Linked DNA regions of Homo sapiens: region 1 is linked to region 2. Evidence: chromatin loops called from intact Hi-C (ENCODE). Cell type or tissue: ascending aorta. All regions are shown on one strand. Links, peaks and the distances in the headings refer to the core of each region. The heading gives the core; the rest is flanking DNA.

Region 1 (5,379 bases), core at 166-5,165, 64 kb after region 2:
TCTTTCTTACTTTGTAGCCGAGGTTGGAGTGCAGTGGTGCAGTTATGGCACACTGCAGCTCTTGGGCTCAATCGATCCTCCCACCTCAGCCTCCAGAGTAGCTGGGACTACAGGCACGTGCCACCGCACCTGGCTAATTTTTGTCTTTTTTGTGGAGTTGGGGTTTTGCCATGTTCCCCAGGCTGGCCTAGAACTCCCGAGCTCAAGCGATCCACCCACCTCGGCCTCCCAAAGTGCTGGGATTATAGGAGTGCGCCACTGCACCCAGCCATCAATCGTTTTTAAAGAAAATATAAAAACCTACAAAATGTAAAAAAGAAATTCTTTTCAATTTAGCAAGCATGTGATGACTGCCAAGTGAAAGGCCTTGCGCTAGGTGATGAGTTAGAAAGAACTGCATCATGTAGTTTAGTGCAAAACAGGAAAGAAAAGATGCAAAATAATTATAATAGATCTGTTATAAAAAGTAATGAAGGAATGAAGGAGCACACAGAATAGAAAGATGACTTCTGGCTAAGGCAGCAGAGGGTTCTTCATTTACTTATTTATTCAAAAAATACGTACTGAGTGCATACTATTAATATCTAGCAGGCTGGGAAAAAACTGGTGAAAAAAATGGACATGATCCAATTCTCAATGAATTACCTTGTAGTCCAGTCGAATCAGCACATTTTTTGAGTACTACCAATGAGTCAGGTGCTGAGGCAGCAAAGGACACTGCCCTCAAGGAGTTCACTGTCTGTTAAAAGAGAGAGCTATCTTGACATACCTAGTGTGATGAGTGAAAGAGTATGCATATGAGTGAAGTGGCATCTACACTGAGCCTGGACAGATGCCCAGATTAGACATGGCAACTGGGGAACATTTTCCATGAGAAGATAGCATAAGGCATGGAGACTAACAGAAATTCTAGTTGAGCTGCACAAAAACATGTGTGATAGTAGGGAGACAGGCTGGAAAAGTAGCCTGGAGCCAGATTCTAAATAAAGGCTTTGAATCACATTTAACAGCCTGGGCTTCCCATTATAGACAACAGAAGGCCCTCGAGATTCTTAAGCAGAAGAGTACCATGATGAGACTTGTGATTTAGGAAAGGATCCATTATGGCCGGGCACAGTGGCTCACACCTGAATTCCCAGCACTTTGAAAGGCTGAAGCGGACAGATCACTTGAGGTCAGGAGTTTGAAACCACTCTGGCCAAGATGGTGAAACCCCATCTCTACTAAAAATACAAAAATTAGCCCGGCATGGCGGCAGGCATCTGTAATCCCAGCTACTTGGGAGGCTGAGGCAGGAGAATCACTTGAACCTGGGAGGCAGAGATTGTAGTGAGCTGAGATCGCGCACCACTGCACTCCAGTCTGAGCAACAGAGTGAGACTGCATCTCAAAAAAAAAAAAAAAAGAATCTTTCAGAGCAAAGCAAAGACTAGGGTGAACAGGAAGAGACTGGCCAAGAAACCAGTGAAAAGGTAATTGCAGCTCTCCATCCAAGAGATAATAAAGGCCTTAAGCAGGACAGTAGATGGAAAAGTGAAAAACAGGATAGGTATCAGAGACACTGTAGAATCTTGACAACTGCCTGGACATAGAATGAGGAAGTGAAGAGAGGCACTGATAAACCAATGGCTCCATTCCTAAATTCCCTGGGATTCTAGAATTCCAAGAATTGCAATGTCACTAATATAGAGAAGAACAAAAAGAGGCAAATAAGTTTTAAATATGTTTAAGACTTTTCTGAGTATTTTCAAAATATGTTCAAAATACATCAAGTATTTTGAATGTTCTGCAATATAGTTAGGTAGAAATGTCTCACAGGTGGAAATGTGGACCTGACTCTCAGCAAAGGCTCAAACTAAAGATATATACTTGGGAGAAATCCATAGAGAAGTACCAGGATGAAATCACAGGAAAAGGAACTTTATCCCAGGGGAAAGTATGGAGAGGAAAAAGAAGTTCTGAGGATTACAGCCTAGAATTCAGAGATATGCTGGAGGATCCCAAAAGACCAGGGAGAAGCAGATGCCCAGGGGCCACTCCACCTTCTTCAACCAGAGCCACTCTGCTATGATCAACTTTATACACATAAGATCTATATGCCAGTGGCTCTGAAAAACATGTTGAAAATGGAATCTAGTTTTCAGGGAGAGCAGGAGGAAGCAATGATTTCTCAGAGGAATTACTGAAGGGTTAGAAAAGCTAAGGGAAATTTTCACCTAAGAAGCCGTTGATAATAGTGCCACATGCTAAAGGAAGAAGATTAAAAATAGTGACTGAAGTTGGCAATTCTGAGGTCATGAGTGGCCTTTGAGAGAGAGATGGACAAATGTAAGAGATGAAGTCAGACTGCAAGAGCAAGTGTGTAGGGGTGGAGGGGCAGAAGGGAGACTAGAGCCAACAAGGGTGTGTTATTTTAAAAGAAGTTTGGCAGTACAAGTAAGATGAGTTTAAAGGGGTGGCAGAGTAAAACAAAGGCTATTTTAAAACAAGAGACCATGCAGTAGGCCAGGAACTAAAGAAAATGAGAGCTTCAAGCCTCAAGACCTAGAAAAGCTAGGAAATTAGATCAGATCAACTGGAGCCAGGTCCTGGAACAGAGAGGCACAAGTAGCCAAGAGAAGAATTGGTCTTGATACCAAAACTACCCCATTTTACAGATGAGGAAATCAAGGCACAGGGAGGTTAAACAACTTGTCCAAGGTCTTGCTGACTCAAGAGCTTATGCCTTTTTCTATTTACCCTTTCCTGCTTCTAGAAATGGGAAAGAATAATGTATATGGTAAAAAGAACAACAACTTTTTCTACTAAGAAAGAATATGAAACTAAAGGAACTAGGGTTAACAAACGGCCACAAAATCTGAGCACAAATGTACCTAAGTTCAAATGTGTCCAGATAAACTAAGGAGGCAGAAAGAGTTTCCAGTGCCAATTGCTGAAGCTTGTGATAAACTGGGCGCCATCTGCCTCAATCCTAGAGAACATCTGTAACCATTTCAAAGATTTAGCTCCGTCTCTCTTCATTTGGAATTTCTGAAATTGAGATTCACTCAGGGTCCACTGTGGACCCTTACGGTGTTAGCTGCGGAAGCAGAAGAAATGATAAAGAATTCCTTTGTATAGAGAGAGTGAGAGAGTTTAACTGCTGTGAATCAAGCTTTATGTACCTCCGCATCTATCTTTCTCTAGGACCAGGCAGGGAAGTCTCAGGGTAAGGAGCAAGAAAAATGAAAGAAATAGAATGGATTTTTTTTTTCCCACTCTCCATCTAAATGAAAAATGTGAAGAGCAAAAAGTATCTCCTCCCCTCTCTGTATCTGTCAGCACATTTCCAGGAGGCCTGGCCACATCCCGGGCACTGGCTGGTTGGGGAGCAGAGACTGACACAGCACATTCGTTCACACTGGAGCCCCCGCCTGGGTGGTCTGCTGTTATCCCTTTGATTAAACTCCCAGGCTGGAAGAGCTGGAGTTGCTCCTAATGATAGCTGGGTCCTGCAGTCTCAGGCTTGCCTGCACGGAGAGGGCCAGCGCTCCCTCTGATTCCCTGCCTCCCACTTCTCACCACAAAGCTGGGCTAATTCACCACATTCTTCTGTTCACTAATGGCAATAACCACAAAGGGCTACATCTCTTCAGAGCACTACACTCCCTTCCAGCATGGAGTCAGGCAGAGATAGTGAGACTTCACACGGAAGCTCAGTACCCTATTGGCCACCACGACACTTCTCCTGCCCCCAGCCCAGGTGCAAGATGTTTCTAGAAAACCCTGCTTTCAGGGACATACACATAGATTTCCAAAAAATCTCATCTCCAAAAGACAACCAGCCTCTCTTGGGCCAAGGGAAAGAATTAAATTTGACCTGCTCTCTGCTCAGATTTCTAAGTTATTTGTTGAATGGTGGTAGTTGAGAACATTTATCTCTTTATATTTCAAGTATACACGTGCTTGCACAGATTTTTTGAAGTGGCCGCTGCTCACATGGCAGGGAAAGTTTGATATTTTTATGTGTTTTAGGCTATAAACAAAGTTAAATCACAGCAGGAGTAGTAGTAACTACACAGGATATGAGCTTCTGTTTTTGCCACACAGATTTCTTAAGAATCTAACCTCTAATGTAAATTCTGAGTCCCTCTATGTTTTATCATCAAATTTTTGGCTTGTCAGAATACTTTGCTTCTTTACCTTTAGCTAGTTCACTGTTCCTCATTATCTTCACCAGCGAGCATGGAGGAAAAAGGAGTGGCACTGCCTCATCCTCCAAATCCATCCTCTTCAAGCTACCTGAGTGGTCCAGCTAAAAGGCAAAGCAATTGTGTCTCAGAGAATCTCCATCATCTAAGAGACAAAGGACAAGTTCCTTCACACGGCATGAAAGCTCTCCCTGAACCAGCCCTTGCCTTCTCGCCCAACTTCATTCCTAGCTAGTCCCTGCTGACTCTCCATCCTGTGACATCCTTAGCCTGTCACTCGTTTCGCTACATATGCACAAGTGAGTTTTTATTCTGTAAACTGTTTCTCCCCTTCTTCTGCCATCTACCTGCCTATCTTTAAGATTCAGTTTAGATATAATCTCTTCCAAGAAGGCTAGTTCAGCTTTTTCCCCATTCCCACCCACAAGCTGGGTTCGGGGCCTCTTTTAGTGGTTGTTATTCCCTCAGACTATCTCTGTCATGCATATTCCATGTTACTATTACCATCTGTTTATGTAGCTGCCACCATTACAAGAGAGTGAGTTATTTCATGCTGAGGACTATGTGTTATATCATCCCCATGGCTTAGTACCAAAGCCTGGAAGACTCTTAAGAGCCTAGCAAAATGTTTTTTAAATACATACATATACACATGCACACACAAACACAATGAAATAAAAAGTTTTGCAGGAAATGCCACTAAAAGTTTTAATAGGCTAAGCAGTTGAAATTGTAGGCCAAATATAATGATTTTTCAGAAATACCCAACAACTTCAATATTCTATACTCATCTTCCAAAATAGCACAAGTAATTTAAATTCAACTTTGCTTGCTTAGTAGAATATCTCTTAACTCCTTGCCCAGAAAGCCAATTAAAGATAGATCAGAATTTATGTAATATAATGAGAGCAATGTTCAGAGAAAAATTCATAGCTTTTATATAGTGAAAAAAATACCAAGAGTGAATGAAAATAAATGAAGCATTTAACTCAAGGTGGGGAGAAATATTGAAATAGTGGAACAAAGTTAAGGAAAGCAGAAAGAAGGAATTAGTAAAGATAAGGCAAGAAAATAATGAATTAGAAAACAATAGAATGAATAAACATATCCAGAATAAATCTTATTTTTAAAAGGGGAGAAAATATTAATTAAACCTATTAGAAAAGGGAAAACAAAAAAAAGAAAGCAC
Region 2 (5,379 bases), core at 217-5,216:
TACTGCGTGTTCATTTTCCTCTAAGATTCCAGAAGAATATTCCCCTAGGAGCAGCTTAGAAAGCAACATGATGATAACCAGGGTACTTATGCTACTATCAGTAATAAGTTAACACAATGAAAGAAAGTCTGTATTGTAATAATACACTAAGATCAGACTTATATGATATTGAAAAAGCAAGCATAGGCCGGGCGTGGTGGCTCACGCCTGTAATCCCAGCACTTTGGGAGGCCGAGGGTGGGCAGATCACAAGGTCAGGAGATCAAGACCATCCTGGCTAACACAGTGAAACCCTGTCTCTACTAAAAATACAAAAAATTAGCTGGGCGTGGTGGCGGGCGCCTGTAGTCCCAGCTACTTGGGAGGCTGAGGCAGGAGAATGGTGTGAACCTGGGAGGCGGAGCTTGCAGTGAGCCGAGATCGAGCCACTGCACTCCAGCTGGGCGACAGAGCAAGACTCCGTCTCAAAAAAAAAAAAAAAACCAAAGCAAGCATAATATGAATTAAGCAAACATGTCATCTGTGGTAGTCACATTTGTAGACACCTGTCAGGTTTCCTGGGAGTCTTCTGAAAAACACCTATCATAGAAATAAAATTAAAATAGCATTACCAGTAACAGTGTTGAAAGGACAAAATAATAATTACAGAAATCATTCCTGTATTATTAATAACACAGGAATTAGTAACAACCCATACAAGTGCTCCTACTATCCAAACCTCTAGAACAAACGTCAGGATACTGCATGTGTTGTTAGGTGCTAAACCCATTACTTAATAAAAGTACAAGGGAGGGTAAAGGATGGGCATTTCCAAGATTGTTACGCCCAAGAACACCTTATTAAGATATTTCTTTCATTAAGAATTGAGGAGAGGCCGGGCGTGGTGGCTCACGCCTGTAATCTCAGCTCTCAGGGAGGCAAGAGGTGGGAGGATAGCTTGAGCCCAGGAGTTCAAGACCTGCCTGGGCAATATAGCGAGACCCCGTTCTCCAGAAAAAGGAAAAAAAAAAAAAAAAGATTGAGGTAATTGGGATGACGTCTAGGCCTAAGTGCAGGAAAACTTTTCTTTTGAGATGGTGCTTATGAATAGTAGGAGACTGGTGAAGAGACCTGATAATAACTTTTCAAACATAGTTTCATCGGAGTCAGTAAGTACTTGTTGGCTGGGTATGGTGGCTCACGCCTGTAATCCCAGCACTTTTGGAGGCGAAGGTGGGTGGATCACAAGGTCAGGAGTTCAAGACCGTCCTCACCACTATGGTGAAAACCCCATCTCTACTAAAAATACAAAAATTAGCCTGGCGTGGTGGTGTGCGCCTGTAGTCCCAGCTACTCAGGAGGCTGAGGCAGGGGAATCGCTTGAACCCGGGAGGCAGACGTTGCAGTGAGCTGAGATTGCGCCACTGTACTCCAGACTGGTCAACAGAGTGAGACTCCATCGCAAAAAAAAAAAAAAAATACTTGTTGAATGTATACATTGCAAGTTAGAATTTATGTAATAGTACTTACAGTTGCTGTTTATTGAATGCCTTATTAGCAGCAGGAGGCAGCATATAGCATAATAGCCATGAGCTTGGATGCTGCAGGCTGACAGACCTGGGTTCAAATCCCAGTTCTACCATTTATTACTTATGTGACACAGAGAAAGTTATCTAACTGATACTATGCTTTTTCATCTGTGAAATGAGGCTAATAAGAGGGCAGCTGTAAAGATCCACTGAGATAATACAAAAAAATGGCCACTTTGGTGCTTGACATATGGTAATATCAATATCACATCCTGAGAACTACAATCATGATAATACACAGGTATATATCATCATCTTCAAATTAGAGATAAGGAAAATGAGGTTTTAAAAGTTTGAATAACCTGTCTTAAGTCACGGACTAGACAGGGCCAAGACTTAAGCTGTGGGTTATCTGACTCCAAAGCCTGTCTAGAGTGGCCTATTTCCAAAACAACCGAATGCAGTATTATTTCATGTATTTTCTATGTATTTTCATTAAATAAGAATAAAAGTTTGGCTTGGCAAAATCTACTAAATCAAGTGGTCCTAGGAAAATCAATAATAACTAAAAGCTAGACACTAAGTATGAGTTCCTGCTAAAAGTCAAGTGGGAAAATAAAATAGAACAAAAGAACCAACCAAACAAAAAAACAACGAAGCAATAGGTTATGACATTAAGTTCCGGAGTCAATATGCTCTGGAACTTAAACACACACACACACACACACACACACACACACACACACACACACACACACTCCTCCCCTCTCATGTCCCCAGTCCAACCTTCCTCTCTGATACGCCATTATAAAGATGTATCAAGACACCTCCTGCATGGCTAGACTGTTTGCCTGCTCTTTGTGCCACGCTGAGGAGCTAGCATGTTATTGCCAGCTGCTTGGAAAAAGACAGGGTGCCTGCTGAATTTCTCTTTCTTTCCCCTCCCCTCCTCCACAACACAAACACACAGCAGCTGAAGGCTTGGCGAAACAGAATTCATTCCTGCAGGAGGAGGCAGAATTTTTTTAGACACGTGCAATGAACTTTTAGGAGCAAAATAACAAGACATGGTTCGGTTTATATGGGAATCCTTTCCACACCTGTGGGATTGTGTATATACACACACAGCATTAGCAAAAAGCTTGTTACACACTGCACTCAAGATGTTACCAGCAAACTGAAAGACCTCTTGATGTGAACAATGAGCTGCTGCCAGTCCTGCCTGTTATAGGAACATTAGTTTCTGCTAGGATTATTGAATCCAGATTAGTTTGGTAAACTTGGACATGGTGGGAAGGGAAAAGTAAAGAACAGATGGGGCAGAAGGATGAGAGAAATTTAGGACGCACAGTTTTCTCCTACCTTGAGTTATTTACTAATGTTGAAAATTAAGTCTACTAAAAATTGAAGGGGTTTCGAAAGAGACCGGAACCAGTGAAGAATTAAGATGTATTTAAAATCTCTCCTTTCTCCCATGATTGTTAAAGGAAACTTCGGCAATTCTGTGTTGGCCATCAATATGTCCTTAATTTTTCTGCTTTTGGGGCTCTTTTTCACTGTGGATGAGGCAGAGAAGAGAGTGGGAGGGAAGGAAGCAGGGAGTGGGTTGGGAGCAGAAGTTTAACAAAGGATCACTTTAACAGAAACTACTGAGTAATCGCTCTGTCCTGCGCCAAGAATAACATCAGCTCAATGTCTGCAATTAGAATCAGGTCAGTCAGGCCTCACAGCCGGTGCAGCCCTCCTCACAGACCCCAGCATGGAGAGCTACTCATGCTGATGTCACCAGTAGTCACTGTTACCCAAGAAAGTCCCCGACTCAGCTGAAAGAAAAGTTTTCTTTTGCCTTCTCCTTCAGGGGCAGGAAGACAGCAGGAGAAGAAAGACAGAATTAGAAGACATGCATTGGGCTGTATCAATATATAACAGATTTGTTTGATCATTCCTAACTCTTGAGATTCAGTACTTCCCACAACCATCCTGAAATTTTTTTTTTGCTTTTTTTTTTTTTTTGGAGACAGTCTCAATCTGTCACTCAGGCTGCAGTGGAGGGGCATGATCTTGGCTCACTGCAACCTCCGCCTCCCGGGTTCAAGTGATTCTCCTACCTCAGCCTCCTGAGTAGCTGGGATTATAGGCATGCGCCACCACGCCCGGCTAATTTTTGTATTTTTAGTAGAGACGGGGTTTCACCATATTGGTCAGGCTGGTCTCGAACTCCTGACCTTGTGATCCACCTGCCTTGGCCTCCCAAAGTGCTGGGATTACAGGCATAAGCCACCACGCCCGGCCCTGAAATTCATTTTTAAATGAGTTAATGTGTATAGAGAACCCTGAATAGTGCTTGGAACACAGCAAGTGCTTAAGTGGTGGCTATTATTATTAAAACAAAAAGGGAGGATTCTGCCTATTCATTAGGTTATTCCAAACCTAATGAATCAGAAATGGGATGGAGGAACAATTGTTTTAACAAGCCCTTCAAATGGTTCTGTTACTCTAGTCTATGGGTCTGCACACTAGGACCTATAGGCCAAATCCAGCCCATTGCCTGTTTTTGTACATAAAGTTTTGTTGAAAGACCGCCACACTCATTCATTTACATATTGTTTATGGCTGTTTTCACTCTACCATGGCAGAGCTGAGTAGTTGCAACAGAGATGCTATGGCCTGCAAAGCCTAAAATATTTACTATCTGGCTATTTACAGAAAAAGTTTGCTGACCTCTGCTCTGACTTAAAACAATGTTTTTCAAACTGCTGTTTTTACCATCAGTGTGTAAAAGCTCATTGTTTCAATTTTGTCTTATTTTGTTTATTATGCTCTCTATCATATGGACTGGATCACGCCAAGTTTCTTGTATCTCTGTTCCTGAAAACTTCCGCCACTGGCTCTGGGTGACTTTCCTCTCTCACTCCCATGTCACAGGATCAGTCTTTTGCAGGAGTGGATTAAGTATATGACAATTGCTACATTTATGAGTGCAATGCTATACTGAGATGAAGATCAAAGCTCATTCCCCATGAATACTGAGAGATGTCCATTTCCAAACTCATATCCTGAATCAGAGTTTAAGCAGAAATTAACACCTTCAATAAGTTGGATATCTAAGTGTTCTGACTGGAGGCCGAAAAGAATGGAGAACTTCCTATGTACACAATGAGAGAAAGGCTGCATGAACTTTCCCCAGACATTATTAGGAGATTACTATGTGAAAGATGCTGTTCATAAACATAATATGATATAAGATAAATATAAGGCCTCCTTTAACATCGCATTCCATAAACAGGCCTCTTTTATGGATGAATGCTAGGTAAATCAGATTTCAATTCTATCTACTGCTTTCAAACAGGCAGTTAACCACACTGTGAGTTATACCAATGGCTCCCTACACTTTAGAGAAATGAATCCAAGTGCAAGGAGTTCATTGGAAAAGTACCATTGCTATCTAAAGGGTAACCCCAGGACAGAAATACAGAATACTGAGAATGTAAACCATGCTTCAATCAACAATTTAGTGATAATTATAATGGTCAGATCTAGCACAGCTAAGCTACAAAGGTATAAAATCTACTAGGGCTTTGCTTCCACTGTGGAATGATTCTAAGTACCCTCTAAAATAAAGTGCTCTAAGTTTCTACATATTCTTCCTGTTAGAATATTTAATATCTTATTTGTTATCTTATTAGTTATAAACTCTTGAAGCTAATGGAATTTAGTTACTTTAGCTCTCTCCTACAGTCCCAGAAACTTCACCCTTACTCATTTTTACCTAAATCAGCTGTGGTTTAGAAGAACGGGTTCGGGGTGTTGGGGAGAAGAAATAATGTTACACACATATATACAATTATGATGAATGATTTTCTGTTTGCTC

What was found. Peaks named below come from ENCODE experiments on the same cell type or tissue, not always from the same donor. Only the 100,000 strongest peaks of a DNase experiment are listed, where the experiment ranks them.
Region 1: a loop joins it to region 2, with 1.9 times the contacts of the local background. A loop is called at or near these places in 9 of 110 quality-filtered maps.

What each region holds. Positions count from the first base shown.
Region 1 is chr14:75,802,057-75,807,435 of GRCh38, reverse strand. All of the region lies in intron 27 of TTLL5 (tubulin tyrosine ligase like 5), which reads right to left. Among named protein-coding and RNA genes, the nearest start is that of TTLL5, 140 kb to the right of the region's middle. In ascending aorta, for the core only: no CTCF peak of the experiment used is centred there; a DNase peak (open chromatin) is centred at 2,373; H3K27ac peaks cover 2,946 bases.
Region 2 is chr14:75,865,901-75,871,279 of GRCh38, reverse strand. All of the region lies in intron 29 of TTLL5 (tubulin tyrosine ligase like 5), which reads right to left. Among named protein-coding and RNA genes, the nearest start is that of TGFB3, 110 kb to the left of the region's middle. In ascending aorta, for the core only: no CTCF peak of the experiment used is centred there; DNase peaks (open chromatin) are centred at 2,369 and 3,209; H3K4me3 peaks cover 1,121 bases; H3K27ac peaks cover 878 bases.